2 separate regions of the Homo sapiens genome follow, and region 1 is linked to region 2. A link is a loop called in an ENCODE intact Hi-C map of the cell type or tissue named here. Cell type or tissue: OCI-LY7. All regions are shown on one strand. Each heading gives the region's core, and the rest is flanking DNA. Links, peaks and the distances in the headings are about the cores only. Region 1 overlaps LOC105378005 (a long non-coding RNA gene). Region 2 has its middle 110 kb from the start of ARG1.

The links. Peaks named below come from ENCODE experiments on the same cell type or tissue, not always from the same donor. Only the 100,000 strongest peaks of a DNase experiment are listed, where the experiment ranks them.
Region 1: a loop joins it to region 2, with 4 times the contacts of the local background. A loop is called at or near these places in 2 of 110 quality-filtered maps.

What each region holds. Positions count from the first base shown.
Region 1 is chr6:131,363,629-131,376,545 of GRCh38, reverse strand. The region is part of intron 3 of LOC105378005 (a long non-coding RNA gene); the gene reads left to right. Among named protein-coding and RNA genes, the nearest start is that of ARG1, 200 kb to the left of the region's middle. In OCI-LY7, for the core only: CTCF peaks have their summits at 8,082 and 8,285; DNase peaks (open chromatin) are centred at 7,975, 10,175 and 10,855; H3K4me3 peaks cover 2,297 bases; H3K27ac peaks cover 5,045 bases.
Region 2 is chr6:131,455,435-131,468,351 of GRCh38, reverse strand. No RefSeq gene overlaps it. Among named protein-coding and RNA genes, the nearest start is that of ARG1, 110 kb to the left of the region's middle. In OCI-LY7, for the core only: CTCF peaks have their summits at 7,992 and 8,198; a DNase peak (open chromatin) is centred at 8,221.

The sequences.
Region 1 (12,917 bases), core at 3,379-11,378, 92 kb after region 2:
CCACTCCAGCCTGGGCAATAAAAGCAAAACTCCTTCTCAAAAAAAAAAAAAAAAAGAAAAAGAAAAAGAAAAAGAAAAGGTCCCCCTAATTAGGATTGCCAGATAAACTGCAAGGCATACAACTAAATTTGAATTTTAGATAAACAGAAAATAATTTTTAGTGTAAATATCCTAAATATTCAATGGAACATACTTATACTAAAAAATTATTCATTGTTTAGCTGATATTCCAATTTAATTGGGCATCTAGTTTTTTTATTTGCTATATCTGGCAACTTACCCCTATGTAACTCTAATTCTCTTTTCTTAGGATATGAATGGCTGAGAATCACTGTATGAATTTCATTCAATAAAAATGTTCTGACTGCCAGGAACTGTTCTCAGGGCTAGGAATAGAAATTAACAAGCAGTCCTTTCACTGTTGTTTTTAAATCTTATAGCGCTTGCATTCTCATAGGGAGTTCAGGGACACAGAGACAATCAAAAATATATATAAAAATATATAACATGTTATTGAGGAAAACAAAGCAGGTTATGGAAGTGCCAGTGGGCAAGAGGAGGGATGTCATTTTACATAGGGTGGCATTTGCACAGACACTGAAGGATGGCTTATTTGGGAACCAAGATGATACTTTTTATCTCAAAGTTCTGCTCCAATTCATTACTTAATGACTCATCAAATGTTTATTAGGTGCCCAGTATGTATCCAGCACAAACTAAGTAGTGATGATACAGAAAAAACAATGTGACATACGCATGGTCTCAGATCTCCTCTGTCTTTTAGGATTTTATAGACTAGAAGGGGGAGATTGGCAAATAAACAAGTAATTATCTAAGGATTTCAATGTGCTTTGGGCAGAGGTCCATGGGGGAGAAGGGATATAGAAAAAATATGATCGCTCCTCTGAAAAAAATTACCAGAAAGCATCACTGGAGCTGAATCTCAAATGAATAATTGTATGCCAGGAACCGGGAATGGACATTCCCAGCTCCAGGCAGCAAACTGCTGGAGGGCCAGAAGCTGGAGGTCATTCAGCAAGGGTGGGCAGGAGCTCCAGAGGGGCTTAGCCAGGGGCAGAGGCTGGTCCCCAAGTGAGAAACCTGTGTGTCACACTGAGAGTTCCAAATGATTTTAAGTGGAACAATAGGATAGTAACAATTACTCAAGCAACAAGAACGGAGGCTGGGCTGGAGGAAGCTGGAGAGCAGAACCTAAGCAGAAACTTCCCTTAGCTTGAATTGCCTCCAGATTAATAATATGGATGGAACCAAAATGTGAGACATTTATTAGCAATATTGAGAAACGATTATATAGGAAAAAAGTGTTGAAATCCAGTGTTACAGTTTTTCTTCTTCACTTTGGCTACACAGATTTGACCAAGGATTCATTTAAATCTACAATTACCTAACATTTCCCATCACTGCCAGTTATTATGTCATTACAGTTACCAAATGAGAATTCTCATGGCTTTAGTTCTCAGGTAATGCTCAATGGATAGTTTCATCAACTTTGGCCTCTTCAACAAGAGATGAACGCTAAAGTGTACGACGTCCATAGAAAGTCGTTAGAAAGTCATTATTTAAGGGCTTTTTCATATTGCAAATGGGTCCTTTCTGGAACAATTTGCTTTATGTTTATAAAAAGTATTAAGCATCAGTGCATTTCACACTTGATAATTGGTTTTCTCTTGGCATGACCTTCAATCTGCTACTCAGCAGAAGATACTTCCACCTTCAATTGTAAGATGATGTTAGGGACACATTTCTGCTGGAGGTGGCAGTTACAATAGTTTCCACACTACTCAACACACTGAAGCTTTGTGACAAAGAACACCATTTGCAACTTTGACTCTTACATTAAGTTATGTTTTATGTTATTTTGTTTTCTTTCTCAGAAAGAGACTCTTTCAAAACCCATAGCTGAGCGAAGCAGGTTGAGGAATCCATGATGTGGTATACATTCAGGTATTATTGACACTTCCTACCTCTACAGATGTGAATGTGCTGAAACTAGTGTAGCTCTTGCCTGGGCCTCTCCCAAGGCCCTGTACCTGATTTTATGTTCATAATTTTCTATCCTTGACAAGGGCCTCCCAAATTGTATAATATTCAGGCTCTATAAAAGCTAGATGCATGCTTGAGCCTAAGTAAATCAGACCACAACAACCTAGGAGCAAGGTCAGAGACAAAGAGTATTTCTCTGATTCCTTGGTTTTTTATTTGTTTGTTTGTTAGATGGAGTCTCACTCTGTCACCCAGGCTGGAGTGCAGTGGTGCGATCTCGACTCACTGCAACCTCCACCTCCCAGGTTCAAACAATTCTCCTTCCTCAACCTCCTGAGTAGCTGGGATTACAGGCGCACGCCACCACACCCAGCTCATTTTTGGTTTTTTAGTACAGACAAGGTTTTGCCATGTTGGTCATGGTGCCATGTTGGCCAGGCTGGTCTCGAACTGCTGACCTCAGGTGAACCACCTGGCTTGGCCTTCCAAAGTGCTGGGATTACAGGCATGAGCCACCGTACTCAGCTTTCTGATTCCACAGCAACTTGTCCTGCAGTCACTCAGTCTCCCTGAAATTCCTTCCAAGTATCTCCAGGAATTCCCACAAGTATTTCATGTACTTTCCCAAGCTAATTCCCTTAGCTACGGCAGTCGCCATTTGACTCTGCCTGTTCTGCTTCACAATAGAGCAGGTCTTGTCACTGATGATAGGAAACGTTGCAACTTTGCTGTTGAGATCAGCTTCGCTGCTGACACCCACCATGCCCAAGTCAAAGCAACTAGGGCTGGTGCTGAGCAGAGAGACTCCAACACTGGGTGTCGCATCTTCCTACCCTTCCATCACCATCTCCTGCAACTGATAGAGGTGCAAGTGCTTCCCCTGTCGCAGCCCTTTTCAGTTTAGCAGGCAATACATCACAGCCTGCTCACCAAATGTCTAAGGCACAATGCCCCAGGGGCCAATCTGGAAGGTAATCTGAGAGACAGACCTGAGGCATTCATTTAACCAAGCTCGGCTCTTCCCTCTCCTCCTTTGCCTTCTTTCTCAAGAGGACCATTAGTCCCTCAGGTAAAACACACTCTTGGAGATTCCATTCCAACAAACTTACCCAGATGTTCCTAGCCATGGAATCAAAGAACAAAGGAAAGCTATGAAACAACTGCAGAACCATGCAGAGCAGTCACAGGCGAGGCAGTCTATGGTGGCCAAGAGTGCAGGCTCTGGACTCAGACTGTCTGAGATCTCACCCCGATGCTGCTATTTAATAGCTCTGAAACCTTCGGCAAGTTGTTTAATCTTTCTGTGCCTCAGTTTCATCATCTGTAGAATGAGGATAATAGTAGCATTTACTACATGTGGTTGCTATAAGAACTAAATGAGTAAATGTATATAAAATGGTTGGGAAATGGTACTTTATGAAAAAGTTATAGGAATTTGGGTCACCTGGTTGAAGCATGGAATAAATGCCTATCTTGAAATGGTATCTCTGCTATTTGCTTAGTATTTATTTACTTTTTAGAGTAAAAGCAATACATACACTTAAAAGAAATTAAGGCATTCAAAACATATAGAGTGAGAGAAGCATCTTTTCACCCTGGACCCCAGCCAGTCAGATCTCCTCCCCAGATACAATGTCACCATCAGTTTCTCGTGCCCCCTTCCACGGATACACTATGTGATTGCAAGCATCTATGTAGGTTTAACTTAACTGATGAACTCCGGATCTACAAAGGTGACTGAGAGGGCAGTGATCAGCTCTCCTACAACTTGCCTTTAGGGAACTGACCATCTGGAAGAGGAGCCGATGAGCAACAAAACAGGGCAGAAAGGACACACGGCCACAATGAGGGAAGCCAGAAAAAACAGAGTGGGAGGAAGCAGAAGCAATTATGACTGGTGGAATCATTAGTGGAGAATGTCCTGAGCCTAAACCAGTGATTACCTCCTTTTATGTGTATGTCTGTGCTAAGAAGTTTATTTAGAGTCTCATCCCAAAAGTGTAAACTTCACAAAAAGCTTTACATAGCCAATATGATGGGGCTCTATAATGTTGGGTATATGCAAGTCACTATTATTAAAATTCAAATTATTTTACTTTTCTAAACTAAATTAAATGGAGCACTGAGCCCAGAGAACGATGCCTGAAAAAAGACCCTTTGTGACTATGGTCAATAATAATTTAGTGTTCATTTAAAAATAATAACTGAAAGAGTATAATCGTATTGCTCATAACACAAAAGATAAATGCTTGAGGCGATGGGCACCCCATTTACCCTGATGTGATTATCACACATTCCATACCTGAATGAAAATTTCCCATCTACCCCATAAATATATACATCTACTATGTACCCACAAAATTTAAAAATTAAAACAGAAAAAAAAAAAGACCCTTGGTATCCAGGCTGCCATGGTCCCTCAGGAGATGCTCTTTGTCTTGGTCCGCTTACCTGAAGCAGCCTCACTCTCTCCGGGCTCTGGGTCTTGTTCATGTCACAAACAGACCCCGTACTCTATTCAGGATCCAGGCCACCCCCAACTGGGCTTCTCCCTGCACACAGAACCTGAATTCCCCCAACCCGCAAACACGCTAAAACCCTTAACTCCTTCCAGTGCAGACTTTTGTCTCCGGCCTTGACTCCTTCCAATCTGTGTTCCTTGTTGCAGCCAGAGTGACCGTTGTCATTTTTGTTTGTCTGCTCACTTGATCTTTAACAAGATTTACATTAATTTAACATGGTCTCAAAACGGCATTCATATTAGTTAATGCAATACAATTTATTTTAAATTACCTGTGCAGTTTGAACCAAAAGTTGTCCATTACTTTAGGTTTAAAATAAAGAGGATTTGGTGTTTGTTTCTTTTTTAATCTATGACAAATATGTAAAACTCCTCTGTCAAATACTAAGGCAGGCAATATGAACCATGAGAAACTTACTTTTGTTTTACTTAGAAAAGAAAACTATGTAAAAACTTAAAATTGTACCAACAAAGCTGTTTTGTAATGTTTCCTTGCCGGTCTAAAAATTTTCAATAATTGTAGTGTAGTCTTGGAGGTGGGAGCCCATTTGCACCCCGAATTCGTTTTTCATGGCTGCCATAACAAATTACCACAAATTTGGTGCCTTAAAACACAGAAATGTATTCTGTCTCAGTTTAGGAGCTCAGAAGTCCAAAACTGAGGTGTCAGCAGGGTCTCTCCAAAGGCTCTGGGGGAGAATCTTTCCTTTCCTTTCTCAGCTTCTGGTGCCTTCTAGCATTCCTTCGCTTGCAACAGCATCATTCCAACCTCTGCCTCTTGTCTTCAAACGGCCTTCTTCTGTCTGTGTCTCTCTGTGTCCTGTCTCTCCTTTCTCTTATAAAGACATCAGTCTTTGGATTTAGGGCCCACCTTAAATCCAGGATTAATTTATCTCAATATCCTTAACTAATTACATCTGCAACGACCCTATTTTCAACAACGACCTAGGAAACAATCTCATTAGCTGTCCATCTTTAGTTAACATTGCATGTAGAGTATGTGCCCGCCTACACCAAGATCCAAGTAATTTCCTTAATGAGTTGACACATCAGTTCATTTCATCTGCTGAGGTCAGTGAGAGAACTCAACATATTGGCTATCAATATTTCTGAATTTTATTTTTTAAAGGACACTTTTATCCTAGTTACTCCAAGTCTAGAATAGATAATTAACTAAAGCACTAACAAGTGCAGGAGAAGTTAAAATTTACCTCTCCCAATCTTAGATCTTAGATGGGAAAGAACCCTGTATCAAAAGACCCATTAACAAGAAAAAAACAAACAAGTTTATTAGCAAGTTTATTAGTTTATTAACGTGCATCATAACACATTATTCAAGAGACACCTCAGTGAAAAGTAACTCAAAATGGTTTCAAATTCCACTTATATATCATCTTCAATAAAGAAAATACATTTGTAGAAAAATAACAGGATGAAGGAAAGTAGATTTAGTCTTCCAAGGTGGGAAACTGTAGGACGGTAAACAGATGGAGAAAACTAATGCAATAAGGTTGGTTTACTGATTCCTCTGGTGCTGTCTCTGAGCTCCTAAGGGTCTACAGTTGTCTCCAGTAAAAAATAATTTATATCCTGTCTTTAGACAAAAAAGGGGGCGTATATAGAGTGCTTTTCCTCCAGTTGCTGCTTCTTTAGCTTAAAATTTTTTATCCCAAAGAAGCATATTTTTGGGTGACATATTCGATTTACCTCACACGGATACCTTCTGCTTTCAAATGTGCATCGAATGGCATGCCAGGAAGTCATGGAGCCCAGGTTTCAGCTCATAAGCAGAGAATGATTGAAGGGTGGCAGAATATGCCACCTCGAAGTATGCCACTTTGGCATAAGGAATATTTTGAGCTAAAGGCACATAAAAATAAAAGCAGCAGGTACAAATGCTCTGACCCTACATTTTTCTTCCCAAAAGCAAGAGCCAAAACCCCCATATGTGCAATTCTTTTACCAGGAGGAAAATAACATTCTTACCAAGGACAGGAAGTTGAAAGTGAGGAAATTTTGTAAAACAGACCTTGTTAAACTCATTCATATCTTCCTTTAGCCTTTCCACATAGTTTAGTTATTGTTCCACAATTGCCACTTTATTCAAGCTAGTATAAAAGCATTTAGGTTGTGCCACGTTGGGTTTTCATTTCCCTATGAAGCACTCCCATATCACATAAAACTTATATTAAATAAACGTGTATGCTTTTCTGTGTATCGGTCTTATGTCAGTTTAATTTGCAGGCTCAGCTGAAAAACTCTAAGAGGGTAGAGGTAAATTTGGCCTCTCCTCTAAGATCTAAAACAAATTTGGTCCTACCACACTGCTGCAAAAACCTATTGATGATATATATGCTCACTGCTCATAGGACAAAGACCTAACGCTAAACCAGGACCTGCATGGTCTGGCCCTTGGGTCTGACTCTAGTCTCGTTTCTGGTCACAGCCTCATTGGCTCTCTGTATCCCAACCACTTACACCTTGTTCCTCAAAGGTGGCATGCCATCATGCAATCCCCACCACAGGGAAACACTCACTTTTCTCTGTCAAACAAATGCTACTACCCCCCTATTCCTTTCTCCTTTTCCTACCCTGCAGCTCTCAATCAGTCCTCATTTTCTCGGGAGGCCTTTCCTGACCTCCCGGCCAGGCCAAATCCCTGAAGACAGTTCCCACAATCTCTTGCACCCCTTCTTCATGGCCCCTCTCACAGGGGCTTTTGTGTCTATTTGAGCAATTGTCTGATTAACATCAATGAGCCCAGTGAGGGTGGAGATCCCGTCTCTTTTGTTTTCCATTGTGTCTCCAGCATCCAACACAGAGTCTGACCCACAACCGATATCCAGTATACATATTTGTTGAATAAGTTAACAAGCACAATGATCACCCTGCTCGTCTGTGTTTTTTTATCTCACTTTGTTGGGTGGTATCCATAGATAGAGTCACGGGCATACCTGCATTGGATTCAGGGCAAAAATCCTTTGGCAATCTAGGCAGCTTTGTTCCCACTGAGAAAATTATAAACCTGAACAAAAGCTGAGGTTTGAGAAACGAGGACAAACACTGCTTTTGCACAGTCAATAGAGATTTTCACAGCATGTTCTCACCTTTTTTTTTTTTTCCCTTTAAAAAATTAGTTCTCTGCTATTGCCCAAGTAGGAGGTATACAATAGAGAGGAACAATGAGGAATTGGGCAGGGGGCCATGCTGAGTAGCAGGATATGATATCAGGTAACAACTTGTGAGCCATGTCCTCAGAGTCCTCCTGCCAGGCTATATCTGAATTGGTCACATCTTCTCCGAAAGCAGGCGTCCCCCTTCTGTGCACACTGACAGAGCCTGGTGCTTTGCAGAGCGCCTGCCAACTCCCGAGGAAGGCTTTGTTGGCAGGAGCACCAGGAAGTCTTGGTTTCTTAAAGGCAAGCAACCCACTGTTGAAATTTATGTTGGCCTCCAACTGCCACAAAGACAATCTGCTGAAAAGTTTATTTCAGGTTGAAATGAAAAGGAAATGTCTTAAATGAATCCAGCTGTTTGTTTCAGTTCTCATTTTTTAACTAGTTGAGCCCAGCATATTGATTTTCAGAAAAAAAAAGATTAAAAGGCTGCAGATGTATACAGCCCAGGGTATTGATTTTGGGGGGAAATTCAGTCAAATAATCAAAATGTCATTTCTGGATAAGAGTCCCCATCTTTTTGGATTTTAACAGGAAAATAACGAAGCCCTCCAGCGGACTGGGGAGGAAATAGACAGTAATTCTGCTGCTGCTTGTGAGCAAGTAACCCATTAGAAACTGGATGTAGAGAAACCCCTAAGGAAAAGTCTTTTTGCTTGTTACTCTCCCGTGTTTTCAGTTTTGAGCTCTAGACTGCGAAGGAAAAGTAGGAATACTTTTTTCATAATATTAAAAAACTATAATGTAATAATTTTTAAGATGCAGATTTCCAGGTCTCCAAACTATGAGACTTTGATGCAATTGGTCTGGCATGAGAGCCAGGAGCCTGCATTTTATTTTATTTTATTTTATTTTTTAAGATGGAGTTTTGCTCTTGTCTCCCAGGCTGGAGTACAATGGTGCCATCCCGGCCCACTGCAACCTCTGCCTTCCCAGGTTCAAGCAATTATGCTGCCTCAGCTTCCTAAGTAGCTGGGATTACAGGCACCCGCCACCATGCCCGGCTAATTTTTGTATTTTTTTTTTTTTTAGTAGAGACCGGGTTTTGCCATGTTGGTCAGGCTGGTCTCGAACTCCTGAGCTCAGGTGATCCACCGGCCTCGGACTCCCAAAGTGCTAGGATTACAGGCATGAGCCACCACACCCAGCCAGGAGCCTGCATTTTAAACTCGCACTGCACCTAGCTCTCTGAGAGCTAAGGAAGTCCTTCTGAATAGGTACTTCAATGATTCCCAAAACTTTTTCTTGCCATGGCACACGTTAAAAATGATAGACTTTGCCTAGCATACTGGAGTAAACAGATGGGATAGTTTCTAAGGATTAACTGAAGTTTTTGAAGGCCTTGATTATCATGGTAATTATACTGATAATTAACTGAATTCTACAGAGAATGAAGCAAATATGGACTTTGCCAGAGGCCAGGACTTTGCCCCCTTCTTTCTCCACCGACTCCCTCACAGGCTTCCACACCTACAACCACCCACTAGCCAAGCACCCCTGAACTGCCGACTGAACCTGGAGTAGGGCTAAGGCTGGGCCAAGAAAGGGAAGGGACTAGGCCCCCCAAGAGGAAGACAGTGAACAACTTTTTTTTTTTTTTTTTTTTTTTTAATGAAATGGGATCTGGTTCTGTCACCCAGGCTGGAGTGCAGTGGTACAATCATGGCTCATTACAGCCAATCTTCTGGGCTCAAGTGACCCTGCCACCTCAGCCTTCCGAGTATCTGGGATGACAGGCATGCACCACTATACCCAACTAATTTTTTCATTTTTATTTTTGTAGAGATGGAGTCTTGTTTTGTTGCCCAAGCTGGTCTCAAACTCCTTGGCTCAAGCAATCCTCCCACCTCAACCTCCCAAAGTGTGTGGGCCAATGTGCCCGGCCTCAACTTTTTTTTAAGGTAGACTTTTGATCACCAAGTTGTCATATAGTTACAAAGTTGTTAGCAATTTCTGAAAGGGTATTATTGCTTAAAATAAATCACTCTTACATAAATAATACCTAGTACTTAACTGGGACATACTGTATGTAGACCAAGAGCAGGCAGATGAGGGTGCACACCTCTGATTCTCAACCAGGAGTGATTCTGCCTTCCCCCTGCCCCACTCAGGGGGACATCTGGTACTGTCTGGAACCATTTCGATGATTGCTACTGGCATCCAGTGAATAAAGTTCAAGGCTGCTACTAAACACCCTTCCATGCAGACCAGCTCCCTACCACAAAGAATTATCTAGCCCAAAATAGTCATGGCGCTGGGGCTGAGAAACTCCTCCTTACATGAACATGTGGGAGGACAGAGTGTGTCTCAAAGGAGTTTTTCGTTTCTGTGAATGACAGTGTCTGGCTGAAGAGAACATATTTTGTTAAGGTGAAGTCTGGAAAGAAATGCAGGTTTAAATATTGTCTGTAAGTCAATGTTTACATTGTGTTTCAAGTTCAGTGCTGCTGGTAATTGTTTGGACCTCTGAATTGGTGATTGTGTCAGCCTAACTGCAAACCATTCCCATGGGGACCTGGGTACAACACCTCTTAGGGCACAATGCAGAGCCACATGAGCAAGTGGCAGTACTGTGACTACTTTTTGTTTTGTTTTGTTTTAAGAAACAGCAGCATTTCATAGGAAATAAGCATTAAACTGGTTGGAAAGAAACTGTTTTCTTTGCACTGACTTATAACCTCATATTTATCCCACACTAGTTAATGCTTCTGAAAGACATTATGGAATTCTTTGCTTTTAGAGTGAAGACATAATGACTGCAAAATAAATTTGCCAAAGAAAATCCTAGATGCTAAATGAATTAACAAAATCAGCAATATGTATTCATGGAGAAAGGCAAAAGCCCTCAATTAGACTTAAAATTTCCAAATTGAAACCTTGGACTCTGACCCCTGTGCATCTTCCAGGTCTTTCTGTCCACCTGGAGCACAGTCACTGAGACACTAGCATATTCCCAGACAGGTCTTGCCCTGCCATGGGCAACCAAGGGGTCTCAGGGAGATATACTGGATCCTTCTCTGTCTGGTGGCTAATCACACTGTGCACCAAGCTTTTTTGATGTGGCTACTCAGCACAGGGCTGGACCAGCCTGCAGGAGAGATTTCCTTTAGAGCCTGAGCGTAAATAGAAGCAGAAGACCTTCTGTTGCTGGGCTCACTCACATCACTTCCCCTTGAATAGATGCCAGAGCAGGTTGAAGGAGAAAACTCGAACTCTGCTCCTTTTCTTTGCTACCACTTCCGTTTTTCATTTTTACCCCTCAAGCCAGAAGGTGAAGGCTGTGCTTTCCTTTCCATCTTTTTTTTTTTTTGGAGATGGAGTCTCACTTCTGTCCCCCAGGCTGGGGGGCAGTGGCACAATCTCGGCTCACTGCAACCTCCGCCACCCAGGTTCAAGCGATTCTCCTGCCTCAGTCTCCTGAGTAGCTGGGATTACAGGCGCACGCCACCATGCCCGGCTAATTTTTGTATTTTTAGTAGAGATGGGGTTCCTTTCCCTTTTCTATCCAGATGAACTTCCTCCACTAGGCTCATGCCAGGAGGACAGGCACAGTGCCTTCCTTCTTCCTCACTTCGGCCTCAAGGCTAAACTTAAGGACATACACACAGTACAGGAGAGAGAACTCACAAAGAATAGCTAAGGAGAAAGATAATTTTTAATACTCTACTCATATTAGGTATGATCATCACCTTTTTACAGCTAGGAAATCAAAGTGAAAAAGACTTAAATTACATAGTAGGTGGTGGAGGCAGGATTATTATTATTATTATTATTATTATTATTATTATTGAGATGGAGTCTTGCTCTGTCCCCAGGCTGGAGTGCAGTGGCACCATCTCGGCTCACTGCAACCTCCGTCTCCCAGGTTCAAGCAACTCTCCTCCCTCACCCTCCTGAGTAGGTGGGACTACAGGCATGTGCCACCACACTCAGATAATTTTTGTATTTTTAGTAGAGACGTGGTTTCACCATGTTGGCCAGGCTGATCTCGAACTCCTGACCTCAAGTGACCGGCCCAACTCAGCCTCCCAAAGTGCTGGGATTACAGGCATGAGCTACTGTGCCCAGCTGAGCATGTGTTCTTCTATGGAAAAACACTAGTGGGAGAATTAGAGTCATCCTTTCATTAACTGTGTGACCTGTCTTTGCCTCAGTGTTCTTATCTATAAAATATAGATGATTATAATGATGCCTGCTTTCTGGGAATGGTCTAAAGATCAACTGAGTTAGTACATGACAGCATAAAAGCATGATGCAAATGTCAGGAGGAATTATTTTTGTGATAAATTTGGTACCCATCACATTGGTGATGAGAGAACTGACTCTCATATTCAGGAACTACTGGTTTTTGTGTTTCTTTTTCTCCTTGTTTTCAGAAATTATGCTGCCTAATTAAAATCTCCATTAACTATGGATGAATGATTAGCCTCTGTAGTTATTATCTAAAGAGATATTGCTATAACAACTTTGACTTTTAGACTCCAGACTAAGTGTTTGTTCAAAAAAGAATATTTCATTCCTAATAGCTGCATGTTGGACTGGTCTAGTCACTGCAATTACCACTAAAAGCAAATGTCATAAAAAATTAGTCTCTGTAAGTAGAGTGTGAGTTTTCTGAAAAGGAGATTTACTTTAGAATTAGGCTTTGTTTCATCTATTATTAACAGGATTTCATATTACCCTAGTATGTGTCATCACCCACCTTCTCTGGAAACTCTGATGGCAGTCCCATCATTATTCCTTTTTTTGTTTTGCATTTATCATCTATATTGCATAGTTAATACTTAGGTTACTGGCACTACCTCACATAGTGGACACCTAATAAGACCCCCTTCCTTCCTCAACACTTCTTCTATTAATAAGGCACTTCTTTATCAAGGGGAATCATTTTCATGTGGTTAGAAAGGAGCTGAATCTCCTTCAAAGAGCCAGATCCCCTTCCAACAGTGACTGGTTCAGGAACAGGCACATGGCACAACCTGTGATGGAATGTTGTATTGCATGTATTTTTACCTTCATCGTAAAATCTTCCTTTGGAAAAGCACTCTCCAGCAAACAGCCTAGGAACCTTCCAGAGCTGGCTCCAAGCCCTATCTCTTCCCTCTCTTCCCACCTTACCAACTTTTTCCTGCCTTCTGACCCAGCCATACTCTGAATACCACCCCATGTGCACTTCCTCATGCCTGGAAGGTCTCTCCCCAACTTGCCTGATAAAC
Region 2 (12,917 bases), core at 3,221-11,220:
AAGGGAAAGGGATAGCATTAGGACAAATACCTAATGCATGCAGGGCTTAAAACCTAGATGACGGGTTGATGGGTGCAGAAAACCACCACAGCACATGTATACCTATGTAACAAACCTGCATGTTCTGCACATGTATCCCAGAACTTAAAGTATAATAAAAAAATTTTTTTAAAAAGTTATATATTCCTAAAATACAAAAAGTGTTTGAGAAGAATGCACATCAAACTCAAAGACATTTTGAGTTAAATGGAAAGATCTTTATTTATATTTTTCAACTTTTATTTTAGATTCAGAGGGTACATGTGCAGGTCTGTTACATGGGTAAGTTGCATGTTACTGGGGTTTGGTGTACAAATGATTTCAAGACCCAGTCATAGTACCCAATATGTAGTTTTTCAGCCCTCATCCTCCTCCCGTCCTCCACCCTCACATAGGCCCCAGTGTCTATTGTTCTCCTCTTTGTGTCCATGTGTACTCAGTGTTCATCTCCCATTTATAAATGAGAACATATTGTATTTGGCTTTCTGTTCCTGCATTAGTTTGTTTAGAATAATGGCCTCCAGCTACATCTATATTGCTGCAAAGGACATGAATTCATTCATTTTATGGCTGCATAGTATTCCATAGTGTATATGTGTCACATTTGCTTTATCCAGTCCACTGTTGATGGTCATCTAGATTGATTCCATGTCTTTGCTATTGTGAATTGTGCTGTGATGAACATACATGTGCATGTGTCTTTTCAGTAAATGATTTATACTCCTCGGGGTATATACCCAGTAATGAGATTGCTGGATCGAACAGCAGTTCTGTTTTAAATTGAGAAAGTTTCAAACCACTTTCCACAGTGGTTAAACTAATTTACATTCCCACAAACAGTGTGTAAGTGCTCTCTTTTCTCTACAACCTTGCCAACATCTGTTCTTTTCTGACTTTTTAGTAATAGTCATTCTGACTGGTGTGAGATGGTATCCCAGTATGGTCTTGGTTTGCCCCTCTCTAATTAGTGATGCTGAGCATTTTTTCATATGCTTTTTGGCTGCATGTATGTCTTCTTTTGAGAAGTGTCTGTTCATGTCCTTTGCCCATTTTTTAATGGAGTTGTTTGTTTTTTGTTTGTTGATTTGTTTAAATTTCTTATAGATTCTTGATATTAAACCTTTGTCAGATTCACAGTTTGCAAATATTTTCTCCCATCCTGTAGGTTGTCTGTTTAGTCTGTTGGTAGTTTCTTTTGCTGTGCAGAGCTTTTTCATTTAATTAGATCCCATTTATAAATTGTTGCTTCTGTTGCAATTGCTTTTGGAGATTTTGTCATAAAATCTTTGCCAAGGCCTATGTCCAGAATGGGATGTCCTGGGTTTTCTTCTAGGGTTTTTACATTGTAGGTCTTACATTTAAGTCTTTAATCCATCTCGAGTTGATTTTTGTGTATGGTGAAAAGTAAGAGTTCAGTATTAACCTTCGTATATGGAAAGATCTTTAAATGTCTTCAGGGCTTTGTCACAGTTTTAAAACACAATCATATATTCATTGACACTTCTGCCACAGAAAAGAGGGGTCTATGTTTTCTCTTGAATATGATTGGGGCTTGTGACTCTTTGACCAATCAATTGTAGTGGAAGAGACTTCTGAGGTTCCATCATTAAAGGCCAGACAGCCCACTCATTGACAGGAACACTTTCTCTTAGTGCCCTGGGTAGCCAGGTAAGAAGTTTGAATACCCTGAGGTCATACTGCTAGGAAGGTCACATGTAGGCATTTCAATTGACCATCCCTGCTAGGCTCAGCCTTCCAACCATCCCCCTAAAGTACAAAACAGTGAAGCCACATTGGACCCTTCAAAACATTTTATTGTATTTCACAGTTTTGTGGGCCAGGAATGGCACAGGGTTCAGTTGGGTGATTCTTCTATTCCATGTGGTATTAACAGAAGTCATCTGATAGAACAAAACAATGAATCAGCTAATGAACCAGCAACAGAGACAAGCTCAGCAGTTTCTGTCCAAATACCTGACCCACAATATTGTGAGATATAATAAAATGGTTTTTTAAGCCACTGAGTTTTGTAATAGTCCATTATGTAGCTGGAGTAAGATCCTTCTGCCAACAATCCCTGAAATAATAAAAAGAATATAAGAGAGTGATTTATGATGCTGCTGAGTGCAGGACCTCATACTCTGTGAGTAGAAAAAGAATTGGCTAATATAGAAACTGAACACCGGAATGTTCACTATGATTGCCATCAAACCACCCTTTTCGGAGGATCCTAATATAATAGAGCAAACATATCCCATCAGTGCCCTATCAAAAAGAATCCAATCTGTCCCAACCAAAATCCCCCATTCTTATGAAATTTCAAGTGGAATTCCATAAGATGGTATTCCATGAGACAATATCCTTCAAAATTTTTGTGATGGTGTAATTATTCCCTGGATGGTTAAACATCTTTCAACTCTATAAAGATTTAGAATTAAATAGAGAAATGTGTAAGTAAATCAAAACCACAATATTAATGTTGGTGTTAATATTGCACATCTTTCATTTTTATGTACTTGTTTATAAGAATTTAGCCAGTTAGAGCAACAGATTCATACTGTAATTCTAATCTAAAATGTATAATTGAGTAATTAATTTAGACTTGTGATTTCAAAGTGAAATCTTACTAAGTTTACAGTTTTAGCACATTTAAGAGAACTTGTTTCTCCAATATTACGTTTAATATTTTATACTTTTAAAGTACTCTGAGTTTTTTAGTTGTCAGTTTCTGTATTAAAAATGAAATTATAGGCTGGTCACGGTGGCTCACACCTGTAATCCTAGCACTTTGGGAGACTGAGATGGTGGATTGCCTGAGCTCAGGAGTTTGAGACCAGCCTGAGCAACATGGTGAGACCCCGTCTCTACTAAAAATACAAAAAATTAGCTGAGCATGGTTGTGGGCACCTGTAGTCCCAGTTACTCGGAAGACTGATGCATGAGGATTGTTTGAACCTGGGAGGCAGAGGTTGCAGGGAGCCGAGATTGCACCACTTCACTCCAGCCTCGGCGACAGAGCAAGACTCTGCCTCCAAAACTAAAATAAATAAATAAAAATAAAAATGAAATTATATATATAGTTAATAAATACACTTAAAATGTTTGAAAATATCTCACTAAGTTTCTCAAAATAGGACCAAACATTATTTAAAGCTAATATATTTCCTAATTTCAAGTCCTTCCAAAAGAATTTCCTCCTGCCATAGTTTGCTAAGAGCTATTCTAACTCTTTCTCTCCTGGTGATTTATCTGAGAGCTGTTGTTAAGAAGTATGACTGATGACTGCCAAGGGCAAGAAAAAAGGGAAATTCTCCCTGAACAAGAGTGAAGAAGAATCTATTAATTATCAGCAACAGAGACAAGCTCAGCAGTTTCTGAATAAAATAATATTCTGCCTGGAAAACTACCCAGCACCTGTCAGTGCTGAACCACTCGGGAACTTTGAGCATTCACTCTCCCTTGGACTGCTCCACCGCCTCCAAGGAAGTGGAGGAGCAACTCTGCAAACCATGTTCAGGGAGGTCACATGAAGGGAGAAAGGGGCCTGTTGGTCTTCCCCTTTAAGTGACAATGACAATATAAACCCTTCTTTTTAAGAAGAGGATATTGTTAAAACCATGAGAGAATGAGAAGGCAAAAATTGGGTGTAAGGAAAAAGCCAGTTTTTACTAATTCTCGTTCCCTAAACCTATTGGGCTTACTTTTGATACATTTCATTTACACTTATTCAGTATGATCTGATGTGTGTTTGCAGAACATTGTAATAGATTCTGAGAGGTTGCACAAGAAATAGAGAGAATCCTCTCCCCAGGGAACTTGCAATGTGAAAAATATGATACGCACATGGAACAGAAGTACAATGCAAAGAACCATTAAGGGCCGGGCGCGGTGGCTCATGCCTGTAATCCCAGCACTTTGGGAGGCCGAGGCGGGTAGATCACTTGAAGTCAGGAGTTCGAGACCAGCCTGGCCAGTATGGTAAAACCCTGTCTCTACTAAAAATACAAAAATTAGCTGGGCGTGGTGGTACACACCTGTAATCTCAGCTACTCAGGAGGCTGAGGCCAGAAAAATCACTTGAACCCAGGAGGCAGAGGTTGCGGTGAGTTGACATTGTGCCACTGCACTCCAGCCTGGGTGACAGAGTGAGATTTAGTCTCAAAAAATAATAATAATAATAATAAAAGTTTAGAGAGGTGCAGATTGACATATTATATGGATATTATATGGATAGATTAACTGTAGCAGTGCTGAAATAGAAAAGGGTCAACGGATAGAAACATCTGATTTGCACTTTATTTTATTTTAATTTTTATTTATTTATTTATTTTGAGACAGAGTCTCACTCTGTCACACAGGCTGGAGTGCAGTGGTTGATCTCAGCTCACTGCCACCTCCACCTCCCAGGTTCAAGCCATTCCCCTGCCTCAGCATCCCAAGTAGTTGGGATTATAGGCATGCATCACCACACCTGGCTAATTTTTGTATTTTTAGTAGAGACGGGGTTTCACCATGTTGGCCAGGCTGGTCTCAAACTTCTGACCTCATGATCTGCCCACCTCAGCCTCCCAAAGTGCTGGGATTACAGGTGGGATCCACCACACCTGGCCTTATATGCATTTTAAAGGTGTGAGTTTTGAAGAGGTGAATTGAAATGTAGAGGAGGAAAGTAAGTTCTAGGTGTTAGAAATGAAATATTTTTATTTCACGTATATCCCACAATTAAATCAGATTGAAAAGATTACACAAGAAGTGTAAACGTGAAACTATAAATAAATTCTTAGGACATGTGTGATAGATGAAATAGAGGATGGAGATAGATGGATAGAGGACAGAGAGAGAATTTTATGTAAATGTATTCAAATGAGGCCTTCATCATAGTTTCTAACATATAGAAACACTATAAACACCAACCGCTGTTAAGATTCTCAGTGTTCATCCTTGATTTTTGACGTGCATGAGGATTTCTTCAGGGGCACACTACCATGTTGCCTACTCAGTCTTCAACAAAATCTACAGTCTACTGGGGACTTTGCCTGAATGATCACTTACGCAACATTCCCAGAGTTACATTTGAAACCCTGAGGTCTGTTTACAGTAATGATGATGATAAACAATAACAATAATAATGGCTTGTTTATATTTAATGGGTCTTCATTTTGCTCCAGGTACTATGTTAAACATTTTACAAATATGAGTTCCTTTAGTCTTCACAACAACCACATGTGGTAAGCTTTGTCTTTATCTTCTTTTTAGAGGTGAGAAAACTCAGAAAAGGAAAGGCTAAGAAATAGGCCTGAAGTTGCACAGTTAGAAAGTGACAGGCCTGGGTTTGGAGCCCAGGCAGCCTGACTCCAGAGGCCAAGCGCATGGCCATACCTCTGTAATCCTTGACCAGTCCTCGAAATGCAAGACCATCCAGTCACATTGCTTTTTCTACACATTCATCCACATTCCATCCTGAACCAAGCACTTACTGACTTGCTCTCCCAGTTTTCCTCATTCCTTGTCCCTGATTTATTATTCTTTCTCCTCCAAGTCCCAGTTAAGCCTCCTGAAAAAGCATTCTATCTTCACTTGCTCTCCTTCCATTTTCTCTTCAATTTCCTTCAATCTAGTTCTGCACTCTCTGTTCCTCCTCTCTCTCCCCATTTATTGGAAAGTGCTAACACCAAACTCCAACTGGTTCAAATTCGAGTCTATATTTTGATCTTTCTCTTAACATGATACCATGTTCTTCTGAGACTCCTGACTCCCTAGACTTTCCAGGTACTACTCTTTCTAGCTTCCTCTCCACCATCCACTCCTGTTCTGGGTCTCTCTATTGGAAGTAGCCTCTCATTCCCATATGCATCTAGAAGTATGCACCTAGAAATATGGACATATATTTTCCCAGGCAACAGTCCCAACTCTAGTGTTTATCTAAGCTGTGCCTCTTTGCTTCTCATATTTTCCCTAGGTTCCTCAACTCATTTTCCTCTGTACTTCAACTGTCAATGTTTAGCTCAGGCCATGTCTTTCTAATAACACATTTGGATACACCCACTCTCAGGTTCACTGGCAGGTGCGGAGACTCACACTTCCCAGGCAGTCCAGCTCAAATCTTCCCCTAGCCCAGCGGAGCAACAGATGACACCTTCTCTTATCTCACCAGCCTCCCTTTTCTCCACATGTGTCTCAAATATTCACTTCCTCTGAATTCTTTTGACTTTATACAAACCACTATCAGTGTGTGGGTCTAGGATATTGTCTGTGCAGATCCCCTACTTGCTGTGGGAAATCATCCAGACTCCATGGTGTTGTTATAACAGGACTCACCATCTTCTTGCAGATCCACTACCTTGGCCACAGCTGACTGGCCCAAGGGCATCACCTGATCTACAATTGGGCCATAAGAGTTATTCTCCAGTTTGCTTTCTAACTGGAATTGAGGGAAAAAAAACAACAATCCTTCTTGTTATGGGTTGAGTTGTGCTAAGAGTATTTTATTTACTTTCCTCAAATCTGTGAATTTTCCAGTTTTCCTCTGTTATTGATTACTCATGGTAATTGCAAACTTGTGAAATTTGTTGAGACTTGTTTTGTGTTCTAACATATGGTCTATCCTGGAGAATGTCCCATGTGCACTTGAGACAAATATGTTTTCTGCTGGTCTGGGTTGAAATATTTTATATATATATTTTAGGTATAGTTTATAGTGTTGTTCAGGTCCTCAATTTCCTTATTTCTGTTCTGTCTAGTTGTTCTGTCCATTACAGAAAGTAGGGTATAGAAGTATTCAATAATCATTGTAGAACTATCTATTTCTTCCTTTAATTCCATAAATGTTTGCCTTATACATTTTTGGCTTTGTCAGATACGTGCATGTTTTTTATATCTGCTTAATAATGAAGCCTCTATATCCATTCAGAAACTTAAAAGGATCATAGCTTTTTTTTCAAGTTGCTCAGGAATTCTAATAATAGATTGGGTAGCCACATGTTTTACAATTTAGTATTTAACATAATATTTAGGATATATATATTATTTGGCATAATGCAGGGTCTAGAAGCTTTCCTATAGCCAATTAATTCACATAAAGGAATATAGAAAGTTTTTCAAACATGAAAAAAGAATAATTAGGACAATTGAGTGAATTTCTAATCAAGTTTGAAATGAAAATCAATTACAGAAACCCCTACAGAACTTCCTCCTCTGTGAAAATGTTACAATGTGAAATTTACATGTAAACAAAGGATGCTTTGTAAGAAGTACCTCTCACAGTAGATAAATGTTATTTATGTAAACACCTGTCATACTTTTAGTAATTTTGTAACCCAAAAAGTGAATCTTGTATAAAGTATTTTAAAAGTGCATTTTCTAGTTCTCTGTCATTAAAAAGTAACTTCATCTAGTTCCAGGCAGCAAAGAAAAAACATCTGTGCCTTGTGCCTTGGCATTTTCTTTTATAGTGTCCTCCTGCGTAGTTGATCCCCGTGCCCAGATGTGAGAGCTGCTGTTTCTTTAAAGGATGTGGAAGATTAGTTCCCTGTGCTTTTGATGCCTGTCGGAAATTTCAGTACGGTGCATTAAGCAGCTTGAATGAGTCAGAGAATTTTTTAAAGACCCAAAGTTAGAAGGTATAAAACAGCTTTTAAAAAAAGCAAATAAAAGAATATAAGGTCGTATTTGATGTTTAAGTATGGACCTCATTCTGGCGCTGCAAATAGGTGGAAATAATCCCCAGGCTCACAGAGGGAATATATGATCTATAAATTATGCATCGATGTGACTTGTTTTTACTTACTACATCTGCTCATTCCATAATTCCTCTATTGGAAAATGTGCTCTTCCTTCCCTGAGACAGTGAGGGAACCAGGGAGAGCCAGAAATAGTGTGTAACCTAATTTTTTCTTTGTCTATCACCACCTCTGTCAACACATACACACACACCACACACACACACACACACAGAGAGAGAGAGAGAGAGAGAGAGAGAGAGAGAGAGAGAGAGAGAAAATAATTTCCAGTTAGTCCTCATGAGAATGAGAAATTGCTCCAGAAATGGGGCTAGAGCTGGGGTCGGGACTCCCATCACCAGATTTGAGGCTGAGTAGGAAAATGGGAGGGGCCTGCTCTGAAAAAGGAACAAGTAGGTCAGTTGAAGGAGGGCATAGGAGGACTGAACCCTCTGGGGGCGCCGCTGAGCTGGCTGCAGCTGTTCTGTACTGCCAAAAAGCAGATAGCCGTGGAGAGAAAGAACAGAGAGAGCACCAGCTGAGACAGCATGAACAGGGACAAGGGAGAGGTGAGGACTGGCCAAGCCTACTTAGGCAAGAAGGATATTTATACAACACTTTACAGTTTATGAGTGTTTTTATTCCACTATGCCACTTATGTTTAAGCAAATGAATTATGTAAGAGGCAGATAATATTATCTCCAGACAATGTAATTATTTACTTTCACAAATAAAGAAACTGAGGCTTGCCTAAGACCGCAGTTTTACTAAGGATAGAGCTATAATTCGACCTACCTCACTTTATGCCTCTTAAACCTGTCCTTTTTTTTTTTTTTTAATTTTTTTGAGACAGAGTCTTACTCTGTCACCCAGGCTAGAGTGTGGTGGCATGATCTCGGCTCACTGCAACCTCTGCCTCCTGGGTTCAAGCGACTCTCCTCCCTCAGCGTCCTGAGTAGCTGGGATTACAGGCACGCGCCACCATTCTTGGTTAATTTTTAATTTTTTTTTTAGTAGAGGTGGGGTTTCACCATGTTGGCCAGGCTGGTCTCAAACTCCTGACCTCAGATGATCCACCCGCCTTGCCTTTCCAAAGTGCTGGGATTACAAGTGTGAGCCACCACGCCTGGTCAAACTTGTATTATTTAGAATGTCGGTCTCAAGCAGGCCTACTTAGCTGTGGGTCAAAATACAAGGCAGTAATGCAAATCTTCCAGTAGAGCTAGAGCTGAGTTTGTGATGGAGGTAGATGCTAAGAGGTCTGGCTGGGCTTATAAGCTGTTTTCAATAATAAGTCATTTATCTTAAAGGCAATAAGAATATGACCAGATTTATATTACAACAGAGATGTGCAAACTATGGCCTCCAGAACCAAATCTGGTCTGCTGCCTGTTTTGTAACCAGTTTTATTGAGTCCCATCTGTGCCCATTTATTTACATATTGTCTATGGCTGATTTAGTGCTACAACTTGTAGATTTGAATAGTTACAACAGAGAACATGGGGCCTGCAAAGTCTAAAATAACTATGATCTGGCCCTTTTCAGAAATTGCTGACCTCTGTTTTAAAAATCAATCTGGCTGCAACAGGGATTAGAGGGAGCCAAGATGAGAGACAAGAAGCCCAGCCAGAGGTGACCTCAGATCTCAGTGAGAGATAATTGGAATCTGAAGTTTGTTGTTTGGGGCAATGGCAAGGTGGGAACATGATCAGGTTTAAAAGATGCTGACATGAAGACGTGAGAAGGCTTGAAGACAGGATGTGTGAGTTGAAAAAATGGAAAGATGGGAATGATTTTGATTACACTATAACTTTTTAAGATGGAAACTGAAGGCACAGAATTAGATACCTCCCCCAGGAAGAGATGAAAGGACAGACCTACTTCGTCTCTAATCAAGAATAAGGGAAGAGACTCAGGTGGAACTTTAAAGAACACAGGCTGGGAGTGGTGTCTCACCCCTGTAATCCCAGCACTTTGGGAGGCTGAGGTGGATGGATCACTTGAGGGCAGGAGTTCAAGACCCCATTGAGGATCATTTGAGCCCAGAAGTTCAAGACCCTGTCAAGGATCATTTGAGCCCAGGAGTTTGAGACCAGCATGGGCAACATAATGAGACCCCATCTCTATTTCTCAAAAACAAAATAAATTTAAAAATAAAACTACTGTGTGGGTGAATAAAATGGATCTTTTGTACCTGAAAAAGCTTTGGTTTATGTTCCAGGAGCCAAACTGAGTGGGACAATGTGTATTTAGCCTGAACAGATTATTAAAGTCCAGGGGCCCCCAGTGCCTGGATGTCATATAAGCTGCCAAACATCATTGCTAACTCAGTGTGGAATGGGAAGGATGGAAGCTGGACATCTTGGCAAAACCCCATCTCTACCAAAATACAAAAATTAGCAGGGTGTGGTGATGGGCACCTGTAATCCCAGGTTTGCAGGAGGCTGAGGCAGGAGAATAGCTTGAACCCAAGAGGCGGAGGTTGCAGTGAGCCAAGGCTGCGCCACTGCACTCCAGCCTGGGTGACAGAGTGAGATCCTGTCTCAAAGAAACACACACACACACACACACACACACACACACACAGGCTTATGTGTGCTGTAAAGTTTTTGGTATAAGGAATATCTATTCTTCCACTTCTGTGGATATTCTAACTTTTGGACTTGAATCAAATTAGGATCTCAAAAGACTACACATGTAGACCACAGCCACTTAGCACCACATAGACATGCCTTGATTAAGTTTCAGTGAAACTTTATTATTTCCTCTAGCCTGTAGATTGAAGCCCAAGTTTATCAGAATTTGTAGTAAGAACCCCAGCTTAGTCCTAAGCTGTGTTAAACCTAAGATTCAAGGGAGTCTGAGATGTCTGGAGAGCCTATGGAGAGTCTGTAGGAGTGTTTTTACATGAACCTGCAAGGAGCTAGACGGGAAACGATCTCAAGGGACAAGAGAATTAATGTATTGACATCTTGAATATTGATACAAGGAAAGTTCACAATTACTATTTCACCAAATTCTCTCTAAGCACAAGGCATCAGCATTATTGGTACCAAGAGTTACAATCTGAGTGCCTGCTTATTAGGAGACAAGCATTGTTCTAGGTTTTTGACTTAAAATGTCCCAGTTAATCCAGCAACATTTTAAGAGGGTGTTACTCTTGTTCCCCTTTCATAGATTAGGAAATTGAGGCTTGAGATGTGAAATATAATAACTTTTCTGAGATCACATGGCTGGTTATTAGTAGCACCAGGATTTACACTGTCAAAGCTAAAGCTATCCTGGACATATCTCTGGTGACAGGAGTAACAGCCCACAACAGGTGTACCACAGCTTTTGAAATTTTTGATAACTCAATGCAATCTCTGTTTTAAGCCTCATCCTGAAATGTCTATGGGTCATTGCAAAGCTTCCATCCTTCCCATTCCACACTGAGTTAGCAATGATGTTTGGCAGCTTATATGACATCTAGGCACTGGGGGCCCCTGGACTTTAATAATCTGTTCAGACTAAATACACATTGTCCCGCTCAGTGTGGCTCCTGGAACATAAATCAAAACTTTTTCAGGTACAAAAGATCCATTTTATTCACCCACGCAGTAGTTTTATTTTAAAATTTACTTTGTTTTATTTTGTTTTGTGTTTTTGAGAAATAGAGATGGGGTCTCATTATGTTGCCCAAGCTGGTCTCAAACTCCTGGGCTCAAATGACCCTCCCACCATGGCCTTTCAAAGTGCTGAGATTACAGGTGTGAGCTACAGCGCCCAGCCAGTAGTCTTAAATGTGGAATTGGATTGCCTTCCGGAAGGACACACACTCCAGAGTTTTGCACCAGCCCTACTGGTCTCTCAGTTGCATCACTCCAAACCCGATTCCCATGTTTATGTCACCTACCAAGAAACTAGGCACGTTGGATTTATGACCCTGGTTAGAGAACCCACAAAACCTTGGTCTCCATGGTCTTGCCATAAAAGGCCAAGCCTTAGTCCCTTCTGCTCTTGGGACCCACGGACCCTCAGAGGTCTTTCTGTCTCTCTGGCAGCTCTTTCTTCACAGCCCTGGGCCCTGGAGAATATTTCTTATCTTGTTGAATCCTTTACCCGCCATGCGTATAAAGGTTTCTTTACCTGAGTCCACAAATTTGTTCCTCCCTCCAGAGTTTAGGATTTGGAAAATAAAAGCTAGAATTTCTGAATTTATCCTGCCTTTTCCTCTCCAGAGGCAAGGAGGGCCAGATTTAAGATCAATTTCAACAGAGAGAATACAGGGAGGAGAAAAGCAGGATAATATAGGATAAGATAATCCCCAAGTAGTATCTTGCTAATTTAAGTCCTTTGAAAAAAAATGTCACTTAACTGTCAGGAACAAAGTATAGAATAAAGGTCCTTAAATGATTTGGGTGAGAGCTCTCATAACTTATCCTCTGGCACCAGCCCAACAACTAGAAAGAAGAGAAGAATATGCAAAGTATAGCAGAGTGAGTTTAATATCCAGAAAAGTTAGAAGCTGAAAAAAGCTGTGTTTTCACAGCATTCTCACATAAGAGCAATTGCTCAAACCTCTTTTCAACACATATTTGGTAGCATTCTGAGAGCCTGCCCATTGCCTGGTGAAACATATTCTGATGGTGTGAGGTCACGAAGCCCTGACACCATTTCATTCATTGTCCCACTTACAATATGTGCTGCGTTGACCCCATCAGGGTTCTCATAAGTGGAGTCATTTTCTTTTTAGATTGCAGGTCAGTTTTGGGTCTTCTTTCTCCCAAGATGGCAGCTTGGTTAACAAGTACTTGCCATTATAGGGTGAGTTCTAGAGATTTAATGTACAGCATGGTGACTACAGATAATAGCAATGAATTGTATGCAGTACTTGAAATTTGCTAAGAGAGTAGAATTTAAGTGTTCTCACCACACACCAAAAAATGTGAGATGTTGAGGTGATAGATACATTAATTAGCTTGATTGTACTAATCATTTCAGAATGTAAACAACTATCAAAACATCACGATACACCTTAAATATGTTTAATTTTTATTTGTCAATTATAGCTAAATAGAGCTGAAAAATGATGAAAGACCAAACATATAGAGAATTTAGCATGGCATTTGCAGTCTTTTTTCTATTTTTATCCAAGTGTGGCTTTGGAAGTTGAGGTCT